3 separate regions of the Homo sapiens genome follow, and regions 1 and 2 are each linked to region 3. The links are chromatin contacts, found by Hi-C in ENCODE. All regions are on one chromosome and are shown on one strand. The core of a region is the stretch at or near the end of the contact, and the rest is flanking DNA. Distances in the headings are between cores, read along the strand shown.

Region 1 (3,455 bases), core at 216-2,715, 4.7 Mb before region 3:
CTCCAAAGATTCCGCACTCTCCGTCTTTCAACAGTCATGTCACAGAGACACGAAGGTTAGCACAGGAACATTAGTTTCCAAACTCCTACCCACCGCAGAACAGGCGGGAAGGTTCGGTGGCCACCCGGCCTCTCCGCCGCGCACATGGCCGTCCGCAGCTCCCACCCCCGCTGCCGCGCAGGCGCCGGGCGAGCCGGGACTTGCGGTCGCCGAGAGCGGATCATTCCGCCGCTTTCTTTGTGTGGCTGAAGCGCTAGAAATGGCATATTTTCTTTCCCTTCGTTAAAAAATCAGACCCTCTTTCCCCTCTCTCCCCGCGGGAACACAGCTAGGGAGTGGGTAGGAGCAGGATCTGCCGACGAGGGCAGAGGCGGAAAATCCTCGGGCGATGAGCTGAAGAGGGCCGGGTCCGGGAGGGATGCTGGGAGCTTGACTCACTCGCACACCATGTGTCCCTCCGCGCGCAGCACGGGGGACTTTTCGGTGGGGATTTTGGGCGCCGACCAGACGCGGCATTTTCGGAAAATAGCGCCCTGTGCAGCTGAAGCGCTTTGTGTGTAGCGGGGCCGCGTCAGCCCGGCCGGGTACGAGGCGCCTCGGGTCCCCGCACCACCTCCTGCTGCCTTCCCGTCGCCGCTCCCGAAGCTTTTCCAGGTCAGTGCGGGTCTGTGTAGGGCCCTGTTACCACCGGATGTGGAAGTTGATCTCTTCGCTGGTAAAAAATAATTCCACTTCCCCCGGAACCCAGATCATCCCCGCGATTTCCTGTTTATTGCATTAAGGCGCCGGGTTTCCGGGGCTCCTGGCCCCGCTTATTCCGCGGGGGTCGGCGGGGTCGGCCTGGGCGCCCGCGCCGCCGCTGCGCTTTGTCCGCTGGGCACACTGCTTCTGGGAGGGGCGGGCAGACATGGTGGCGGCCGCCGCCCCCTCCTCGGCCCTAGCATGCCGCGGCCGCCTCGCGGCTACCCGGCTTGCCGGTCCCGAGCGGCAGCCCCGGGGTGGCGATGGGGTCGCGCCGAGGCAGCGGAGGTTCTGCGGGCGACTGGAGGTTGGCAGTGGGCGGGAGAAAGAGGAAGGCAGGCGCGGCTGGGCCTCGGCCTCTGGCGCCGCGGTACCCTTTGTCTCGGCAGCCTGACGGCCCCGCCGGGCTCTCCGGAGAGGGGAACGGGCGGCGAGGGTGGCGGGTCCTGGGCGCCCTGTGCTGCGGGGCCGAGAGGCGCTCGGGTCGCGGCGGGATCGGCCGGACCAGACAGGGTTAATGGAAGAGCCTGGCCAGTCCCGCGCGGGGCCCCCGCAGCGACAGCCTTGGCCGCGGGGACTGGAGTCCTGAGGGGGAGAAGCCTGCCGTTCTGAAGGCTCGGGACTTCTGCCCCAAAGACTTCGCCGCCGAGAACTGCGGGTGCACTGCCTCAGGGAAGAAGTTGAGAATTTTGCCAGGTCATCTCTGCCAGGGCACAGTTCATCACTGTGTGTTTAGTGTGTTTCGGTGAAGCTCTCCAAGTGTGTTGAATCAGCGTGCCTAGCCTCAAGGGTGCATCGTGAAAACTGAAACCAAAGGAATGATACAGGCCTGCTTTGTGTGTGTCTTCCCACTTTAAGCTTGTTTTCAGTACAAATACTCTTGCTTTAAACCTGATTGGACTGTGGCGAGCGGACATCTGTTCAAAGGAGGGGCCGAGACCACAGTACTTCTGAAGGGGGCTTGATAATGTGGAAACATTTTAAGTTTTCTCTCCGGACTGTTTTGCTCTCTCAATTCAGGCAAGTTACTGAAGTACGTTTTTTATCTAGAAAAAGGTTTGATGTAGTCTGTAAATGGTCCTTGTAAAGTACATTGCCATCTCAGAATTAAAAGATCCACTCTCATTTATTATGCAGAAGTTAGTGGTCATTCTTTCCTGTAGATAGTTTATCTCATGTAAAGACCCACCCAGCTTGGTTTAAATTTTTTTCTCACTGACGTATAACCATCAGCTTTGATACTTCCATTTTCAGGCTCAGACTTTGAATTTAAGGAAACTAAAGATGACTTTATTTTCTTTTCTCTTGGTTTTTTTTTTCCAAAAACAAAAAATAAATCCATTACATGTTAACATAGATGATAAGAGTGACATCTTGCATTTTTGCAAATCTTTTTAATGCCTGGTTTAATAGAAGATTCTCAGATCTACGTCAGACTGTTGTGGTTAGCACACCATGTAACCTCTGGAACACTCCACTGTACACTCATACTTTTTTAAAAAAAAAACCAAAAAACAGAAATGTGTCATTCTTACCGTGCTTTCACCATACAAGTCAAATCAAGCTGTTATGCAAGACACATTTTAACAAGACTGAATAAGATTGATTCCCATACTTTTTTTACTGGGCTCTAACTTTTTTAAAAGTTGGAATTTAGGTGACTAAACAAAATCACAGATGAAGACTGCATAATCTGCCTATGATCTCGGAGACTCAGGAACATTCGAAGATATTCTTAAGTGATTAAAACATTTAATTCTATTACATATTTATAATGATTTACACAAGTAACACGTGAATTCCACATATGCTATCAACACTTGTGTAAATGTTATCTTTAAAGATAGAACATGTTGAAAATTATAGGAGGTACAGATTTTACAGAAAATTAATTCTGCAGTGAATCCTTTGGTGAAACGAACAGTTTGCAGAGACATATCCTTAGAGTTCTTTGTCTCTCTGAATCATTCTGGGTTTTCTAGGTTGGGAGACAATTATACTTATTGGGAGACAATTATACTTAATTGATTAATGCATAAAAATTTAAGGCCGTATTTTAATGGCTTTGAAAGGAAGCTAAGTTTGTTTCCAGTTGTTTCTGTGAACTGTAGTCTGAATCTGTCAGTCTATAGTTCTCTACTGTTCCATCAACAGGAAGCATCTGGTCATTCTTCGTGTAATTGTTAGAAAATACCAGGTGTACTTTTAATGTTTGCTGTTCAAACGAAAATAGATTGGATCTTGGTTAAGTTCACTTGGTTTGGCCAGGCACAGTGGCTCACGCCTGCAGTCCCAGCACTTGGGGAGGTGGAGGCGGGCCGATCACCTGAGGTCAAGAGTTTGAGACCAGCCTGGCTAACGCGGTGAAACCCCATTTCTACTAAAAATACAAAAAATTAGCTGGGCGTGGTGGTGCGCGCTTGTAATCCCAGCTACTCGGGAGGCTGAGGCAGGAGAATCGCTTGAGCCAGAGAGGCAAAGGTTGCAATAAGCCAAGATAGCGCCATTGCATTCCAGCTTGGGCAACAGGAGCGAAACTCTGTCTCAAAAAAAAAAAAAAAAGTATGCTTGGTTTTAGTGTGTTTTTTCCCATAACATTGTGTCATTGTAATGGACCACATCTCCTGTACCATGAATTTTTTTTTACTTTTTTCTTTTGCCCCTCAGTACCAGAAATATTAACAGGTAACAGGTAAAGTGCACGTCATGAGGAA
Region 2 (3,243 bases), core at 169-2,668, 3.2 Mb before region 3:
CAACAAATGCCATTTACTTGAAGGCCTTTTATTTGCTTTTTCTGCCTGCCCCCCTGCCAAAATCTTCATCTATTTGTTCATTTATTCATTTACTCATTTAACATAATTGTTTTGAGTGCCTACCAGGGTCATGTTAGACACCCAAGAAGTAAAGTGAGTACTTCAAGATATTCACGTTGTACTGAGTGTAAGACACACAAAAACTTACAGTAGATAAAAGAACTATAATAGGATATATAGGATACACTGTGTACAGAGGTAGGAAAGATCATTTTTGCGAAGTGAGGGAGTGTGTGTCATGAAAGGCTTCAAAGGAGGTGCTAGTCTGTCTTCAAAACTAAGTAGCAGGAGAAGGTAGAGGCGATGCAGGTGAAAGAAACAGCTTTCACAGCAGGTGAAAGAAAAAAAGCGCTCTGGGAACCATTGTTAGCTCAGGCTGTGATTTCGTTCATTCTATTACAGTGGGTTAAATTACCTGTTGTTTGCCAAACCCTATACCAGTTTATGGGGTTACAGGGGTCAGTGTAGGCATCATGGGGGCGGACGGTGAAGTAGCAAAGGAAAACCAGCCACAGTATGAAGAGCCTCGAACAACCATTTTACTCCGTGCCAGTACACATGGGAAAGGGTTGAAAGGATATGTGAACCTGCCGCCACCAATTCCTTGATTATTCACTGGAACCCTTTCAGCCAGAGAAGATAGACACAGTACTGGGCTTTACTGAGGACTGGGTGGCGCTGTCTTTAGGGGCAGGTTAATAATATACACCTAAGTGACAAGAACACTCACACCCGAGGAAATTAGAGTAGTAAATAGACACGTGGAAAAATGTGCCATCTTATCAGTAATTAAAGAAGCAAAAATGTAAACAAAGCGGCACCTAGTAAGGTAGAAGACAAAGCAAAATATCTAAGGCTGTTAAATAATGGGGAAGCAGGCGCCTTAGAAAACAAGGGCAAATGTAAAAAACCTCTAAGGCAAGAGTTCGGTGGGGAATCTGCGGGATTCTGTGTGCTGAAGCGCAGGAGGCACGAGTCACCTTTGCAGTCTCCGGTACCAAACGGGCAAGGGGTCCCCGTAAGACTGCTGCACCCTGGCCGAAGGTAGCGGGTGAAGCGCCTCGGCGTCTCTAGGCAACCGATCAGCCCGCCCACTCCGGGGTGACTTCCTCGTAATTGGCTCTCGAATCCACCAATGGGCGCACAGGGGGAGCTTCCCGCCACCTCTGGCGCCCGCTTTCAAACAGCCGTACTTTGCAACTGCAGGTGGACTTCTCAACCAAGCTTGAGGAAGGCGGAGACTTCTGCCTCCTCGCTCTGCCCTGAGCTGGCACGGCTCCGCCCACCGGGCGAGCTTCTAGTCGGCGATTGAAGGATGCGAGTGCTCCTTAAGGGCCTCCGCCCCGTGAGTTCGGTTGTGACTAGGAAGGAGCTAGTGGACTAGAGCCAGGGTAAGGGGATCTGCTAGAAGTTGGTCTTCCGCCAGGACTAGAGTTTCCTCGCGGTAACAGCCTCCGTGGCCTCCGGTAAGTTCTGATTCACGGGTGAGCTTGGACCTGGGGTTAGAGGAGTTGCGGGGTCCTCGGGATGCTGGCTGAGGGTTCCTGGGGGGGCTGACCTGCCCCCTCCCCAAATCCCGCGGTGGTGGACTGCCCGCATGTTGCGGGCTCAGCTTTTACCTTAACGTGTCATTTAGACCTCTTCATTCCTCCAATATCCTACTTAGAAGTGACATATGGGAAGCCCGCCTCGTTTCCAGGCTGCTGGGGTCGCCCTGAGACCCTACTCTGCGGACCCCGCCTTGGTCACCCTGGCGTCACGCCTGGCTCACAGTAGGTGCTCTGTGCACGTGTGTTGACCGAGTACAAGTGACGCTGGCACCCGAAGCCAGTAGCCCCGGGCATCCTGGGCCCCGTGCGGCTTTGGTCATGTTTGTAGTGCCGTAGCTGACGCCAAACAGTTCCTCAAGGTCATTCGCTCAGCCTGTGGATGCTTATTGTGTATTAGCATTACTCGCTCCGCCCTCTGGGCAACTTGAATCAATTTGTCCAAAGTGCTGTTATTAGCACTGATCACAAGATGTTGTGATCATTTGTTTATATGTCTATTTTCTTTCCCTTCATCGTGTCCTGTTAAACTTTGTAATCTTGAACAGTGCTTGGTAAATTGTCGAATGAATGAATAAGGTGTCTCCACCAGGTGTTGCAAGTCTAAACCGGGCTATGTGCTCTGGCTATTTCCATTCTAGAAGGCGAGTTATGTCAGCAAGTAAGTAGAATTTCCCAACTCCAAGTGCAGTTCTTAGAAACCCCTTTTGTGGGGGTTTATAACCCTTCCTATATCGTAGTCATGAACTTGAGTCTGATTTAAGCCTATTATCACCTTATACCTTCATAGTGCGTGACAATGAACATGCACTCCCTAGACAGGTGAATGCACTCAACTAAAGAGAAGCTGAAGTTGAAGCCATAAGAAAAGCATAAGAAATACAGTCTGAAAGTGCAAAGGAGTGGCCAGCTCCATGGGGGAACAGGCTTGGGAGGGCATCTTGAAGGAGGGTGGCATTTTTGTTCCATAGGAGGTTGCATTATTAGAAGTGACATTTCTCATAGGCTGCACATTCACCTTTTCTCAGATATGCGGAATCCTCTTTATTCCCTAAACCTCTTCGGTAGCTGGCAGACTCCTATTCATCAGTAATAATGTCATAATAGTAATAAAACTACAATGTATTGATTGGTACATAGTGCTAATTACTTTACATGTAGTATCTTGTGAATCCTCAGAATCAATCTTTGAAGTAGGTATTATTTTTACCCCCATTTCTTTAACGTAGAAGCAGAAACAGTTTGCTCAAGATTGCACTGCTGATAAATAGAAGAGCCAGAATTGAGCCCAGGTTGTCTGAATGAGTGCCCTCATTCTTAGAACCACTTATAGCCATATTGTGTCCTTTAAGATTTATTTCTAATCTAAAAGCTCTTTTTTTTCTGTAAAACTTCTCTAAACTATCCTTTCTTCTTAGGAAAAGTAATTTGTGCTTTGTACTTTCATCTACTACGGAATTTATTACAATATGTTATTGTAACTGTTTATATCAGTGGCTCTATCTAAGAGAGGGTGAGCAGAGACAGTGAGCTCCTCATGGCTGGTACCATGTCTTAGGTGCATCTAGGATATGATCTGGAACACAGTGGGTATTCAATAAAATTTTATTGAAGTAATGAATTCGTATAAGGTAAC
Region 3 (3,307 bases), core at 808-3,307:
CACTCGAACCTGCGAGGAGGTTGCAGTGAGCAGAGATCACCTCACTGTACTCCAGCTTAGGCGACACAGCAAGACCATGTCTCAAAAAAAAAAAAAAGCCAAGGTTACAATGGGCCTTGGAAATGTCAATGGAAGTGTCAAGCCCAGAAGCCAAGTCATTGGGTCAGTGCCCTTTCTACTATCAGAGGATCTTAACCTGGACCCAAAAACTTAGATGGAAAAGTATTTTACATCTTTATTTTTACGGATATTTAATATTTACATCTTTTATTTCTCTAGTATCTAACTGAAATTTAACATTTACTTCAATTATGTATGTAGCCAACAAACCACAGCAGTATTGGCAATACTAAGACTTTGTCACCAATAGAAATCACAGATATTGGCCGTGCGCAGTGGCTCATGCCTGTAATCCCAGAACTTTGGGAGTCCAAGGTGGGCGTATCACAAGGTCAAGAGATCGAGACCATCCTGGACAATATGGTGAAATCCTGTCTCTACTAAAAATACAAAAATTAGCTGGGTGTGGTGGCACACACCTGTAGTCCCATCTACTCGGGAGGCTGAGGCAGGAGAATCACTTGAACCCAGCAGGCGGAGGTTGCATTGAACCGAGATCGCGCCACTGCACTCCAGCCTGGTGACAGAGTGAGACTCCGTCTCAAAAAAAAAAAAAAAAGAAGAAAGAAATTACAGATATTTTCTTATATTACAAGTATTACCTATATCTTGAAATAATTGTTTATGTTCTTTACTACTTCAAAATTATGGTAACTATTTAATCCACTGCTAGATCTTGTTATTTAATAACCTTGTTATTAAATAACGCATTCGTTTTTTAAAGACATATATATTACCATATCATAAATTCTTTTAATGTTTTGACATGTGTTTTGCAATTGGTTTCCTTTATAATACTCTTCCTTTTGTTTTATACCTTTAAAAAAGCATTGTTCTGGTCCAGCGCGGTGGCTCACTCGTGTAATCCCAGCACTTTGGAAGGCCGAAGTGTGCGGATCATTTGAGGCCAGGAGTTCGAGACCAGCTGGGCAACATGGTGAAACCCGCCTCTACTACAAATACTAAAATTAGCCAGGTGTGCTGCGCCTGTAATCCCAGTTACTCGGCAGGCTGAGGCAGGAGAATCGCTTGAACCCGGGAGGTGGAGGTGGCAGTGAGCCGAGATCGCGCCACTGCACTCCAGCTTGGGCGACAGAGCAAGACTCTGTCTCAAAAAAAAGTATTGTTCTGAGAGTCTTTAGCCTTCCCAGAAATGCCAAAGGGGTGCACAGCACAAAAATGGAACAGAGCCCTGCATTATAGCAATGGGCAGCGCAGGCAAAGCCAGGGGCTCTGTTCAGCGTCTTTGAGCAAAAAGCCAGGTTGGAATTTTGATAAATAAAAGAGACAGATGAAGAGGAAAGGAAATGAGCCCAGATTCCACCAGAAGACCCCTTCTCCCTTTCCACCAATTCCTGTTCAGCAGGTGCCCTAAATCCTCTCCCCTTCAGGTTTCAGCTGCAGCCGACCCCTCGAGCGCCCCCTCTGTCCCACGCGCAGTGTCGGTGGATGACTGTGTCAATCCCTGGCCCCCGGACGCCGAGCACCCACTCCCGCTCCAGGACGGTGCCGAGTGACAGTCAACAGGTGGAAGGCGCCAGAAACGTCCACACACCAAGACCACGGATACTTCGGTTTTTAAGCACCCCTCGCGGGTTGGCCTCTCCGCGGCCCTGAGGCTCTGACACTCTGAGAAGGAAGCAAGAGTCCCAAGACCCGGGTTCCAGACAAGGGCAGCAAGAGCTGCAGGTGTCCGGAGTTGAGGAAGCAAAGTTTGGGGCGCGGCGCACCGGGTCTGCGGAGTCCCAGCTGCGGAAACCGAGTTAAGCTAACAAACAGCCTCAGTGGTGGTCGCTGTCCCCGCCCAGTCTCCCTCCGCTGGCCCAGGGCCAAAGATCGGCCGCGGATGCCTCTTACCCGGGCGTGAGCGGAGCCTTCGGTCACTGCGTTGGCGCAGCAAAAACCTTCGCTCCCTTCTGGGTCTCAAGGCCTGGACTGGGGCCCCGCCCGCCTGCCATCCGGGCGGAGGCTGGAGGCGGGGAAAGCGAGGCTCCCCCCAGGAAAGGTCCCGAAAAGTCCCGCCGTGCCCCGCCCGGCGCCGCAGCCCAGGCACCATGGTCAGTGAACACACCAGGGCGTTGAGCGCTCACGGGGCACAGAACCAGGAACAAGCGTCCATCCGGCCTGGGGTGCTGCCGGCTGGACAGACTCGCCCCTTGCGCGCCCTGAAGGGCGGCCCCGCAGGCTGGGGCGCACAGGCGGAGGACACCGAGGCCACCTGACGCTTCCGCCCCTGGGTGCCAACAGCGTTTTGTAATCAGGGCAGGCAAAAGCGGAGGCGGGGCGCTGTGCAGAGAGGCTCTGGCTGTTCCCACTGGGTCCTCCTATGTGCCCTGGGCTTCTCACCGGGTTCACACAGCTGCCCAGAAACACAGGTATTCCCGCGCTCATTTCACAGAGAAGGTGACCGAGGTTCAGCTTTGGTGTGCGCTGGAGCCCTTCCTTCAAAACGCGCAGGCAGGGGTAAGCTGGCTTCCAGCCACTGGCCTCCACAGTGTCCCATCCCATATTCATGACTGGACATTTTCAGTTGGCGGCTCTTTCCAGGTTGATGTAAAGTCTCAGTGAGTGGTTCTCCACCATATCAGATTCAGTAACCCTTTTTACAATAAATACAGGGTGTCCCAAAAGTCTCATAACCTGAGAAGTGCAAGTGCTAGAAGCTTTCAAAAAAACAAACAAAAATAAACCCTTGAAAGTTTGAGTTTCTTTTACACTTATTTGGTTTTATGAATTTTGAATATATATATATATATATATATATATAGTTGTTGTTGTTGTTTTTTGAAACAGAGTCTCACTGTGTTGCCCAGGCTGGAGCGCAGTGAGTAGAGCAATCTCGGCTCACTGCAACATCTGCCTCATGGGTTCAACCAATTCTGGTGTCTCAGCCTCCTGAGTAGCTGGGACTACAGGTGTGTGCCACCATGCCCGGCTAATTTTTGTATGTTTCAGTAGAGATGAGGTTTCACCATGTTGGCCAAGCTGGTCTCAAACTCCTGGCCTCAAGCGATCTGCCCTCCTGGGCCTCCCAAAGTGCTGGGATTACAGGCGTGAGCCACCATGCCCAGCCTTGAATATTATTTTTTTAAATGTTTTCAACTGATACTTTCTATCTTTAATCAAAGAGACTGACTGTATCTATGGCAAAATCATCATGAACAATACAATACAAACGCAGACTGTA

What was found. Hi-C counts contacts between places; a loop is a spot of excess contacts on that map. Pooled maps may share reads with other maps.
Region 1: a pooled map shows a loop between it and region 3 (6-fold over the local background). The contact joins the promoter of GABPB1-AS1 here to the promoter of SQOR in region 3. A Hi-C loop is called at or near these places in 10 of 50 pooled maps.
Region 2: a loop to region 3 is called in a pooled map, with 8 times the contacts of the local background. The contact joins the promoter of CEP152 here to the promoter of SQOR in region 3. A Hi-C loop is called at or near these places in 10 of 50 pooled maps.

Annotation. Positions count from the first base shown.
Region 1 is chr15:50,352,184-50,355,638 of GRCh38, reverse strand. GABPB1-AS1 (GABPB1 antisense RNA 1) reads right to left here and starts at 1,465. Exons shown (of 1, transcript NR_024490.1): 1 at 1-1,465. GABPB1 (GA binding protein transcription factor subunit beta 1) reads left to right here and starts at 441. Exons shown (of 9, transcript NM_016654.5): 1 at 441-654. GABPB1-IT1 (GABPB1 intronic transcript) reads left to right here and starts at 760. Exons shown (of 1, transcript NR_026891.1): 1 at 760-3,455. RefSeq lists silencers at 168-217, 798-1,047, 1,058-1,267 and enhancers at 36-659, 1,398-1,457.
Region 2 is chr15:48,809,244-48,812,486 of GRCh38, reverse strand. It overlaps CEP152 (centrosomal protein 152), which reads left to right and starts at 1,418. Exons shown (of 27, transcript NM_001194998.2): 1 at 1,418-1,526. It overlaps LOC124903487 (a long non-coding RNA gene), which reads right to left and starts at 1,789. Exons shown (of 2, transcript XR_007064626.1): 1 at 1,680-1,789; 2 at 578-1,556. RefSeq lists enhancers at 989-1,048, 1,707-2,268 and a silencer at 1,224-1,414.
Region 3 is chr15:45,633,779-45,637,085 of GRCh38, reverse strand. SQOR (sulfide quinone oxidoreductase) reads right to left here and starts at 2,057. Exons shown (of 10, transcript NM_021199.4): 1 at 1,978-2,057. RefSeq lists enhancers at 1,286-1,335, 1,366-1,455, 1,918-2,913 and a silencer at 1,936-2,105.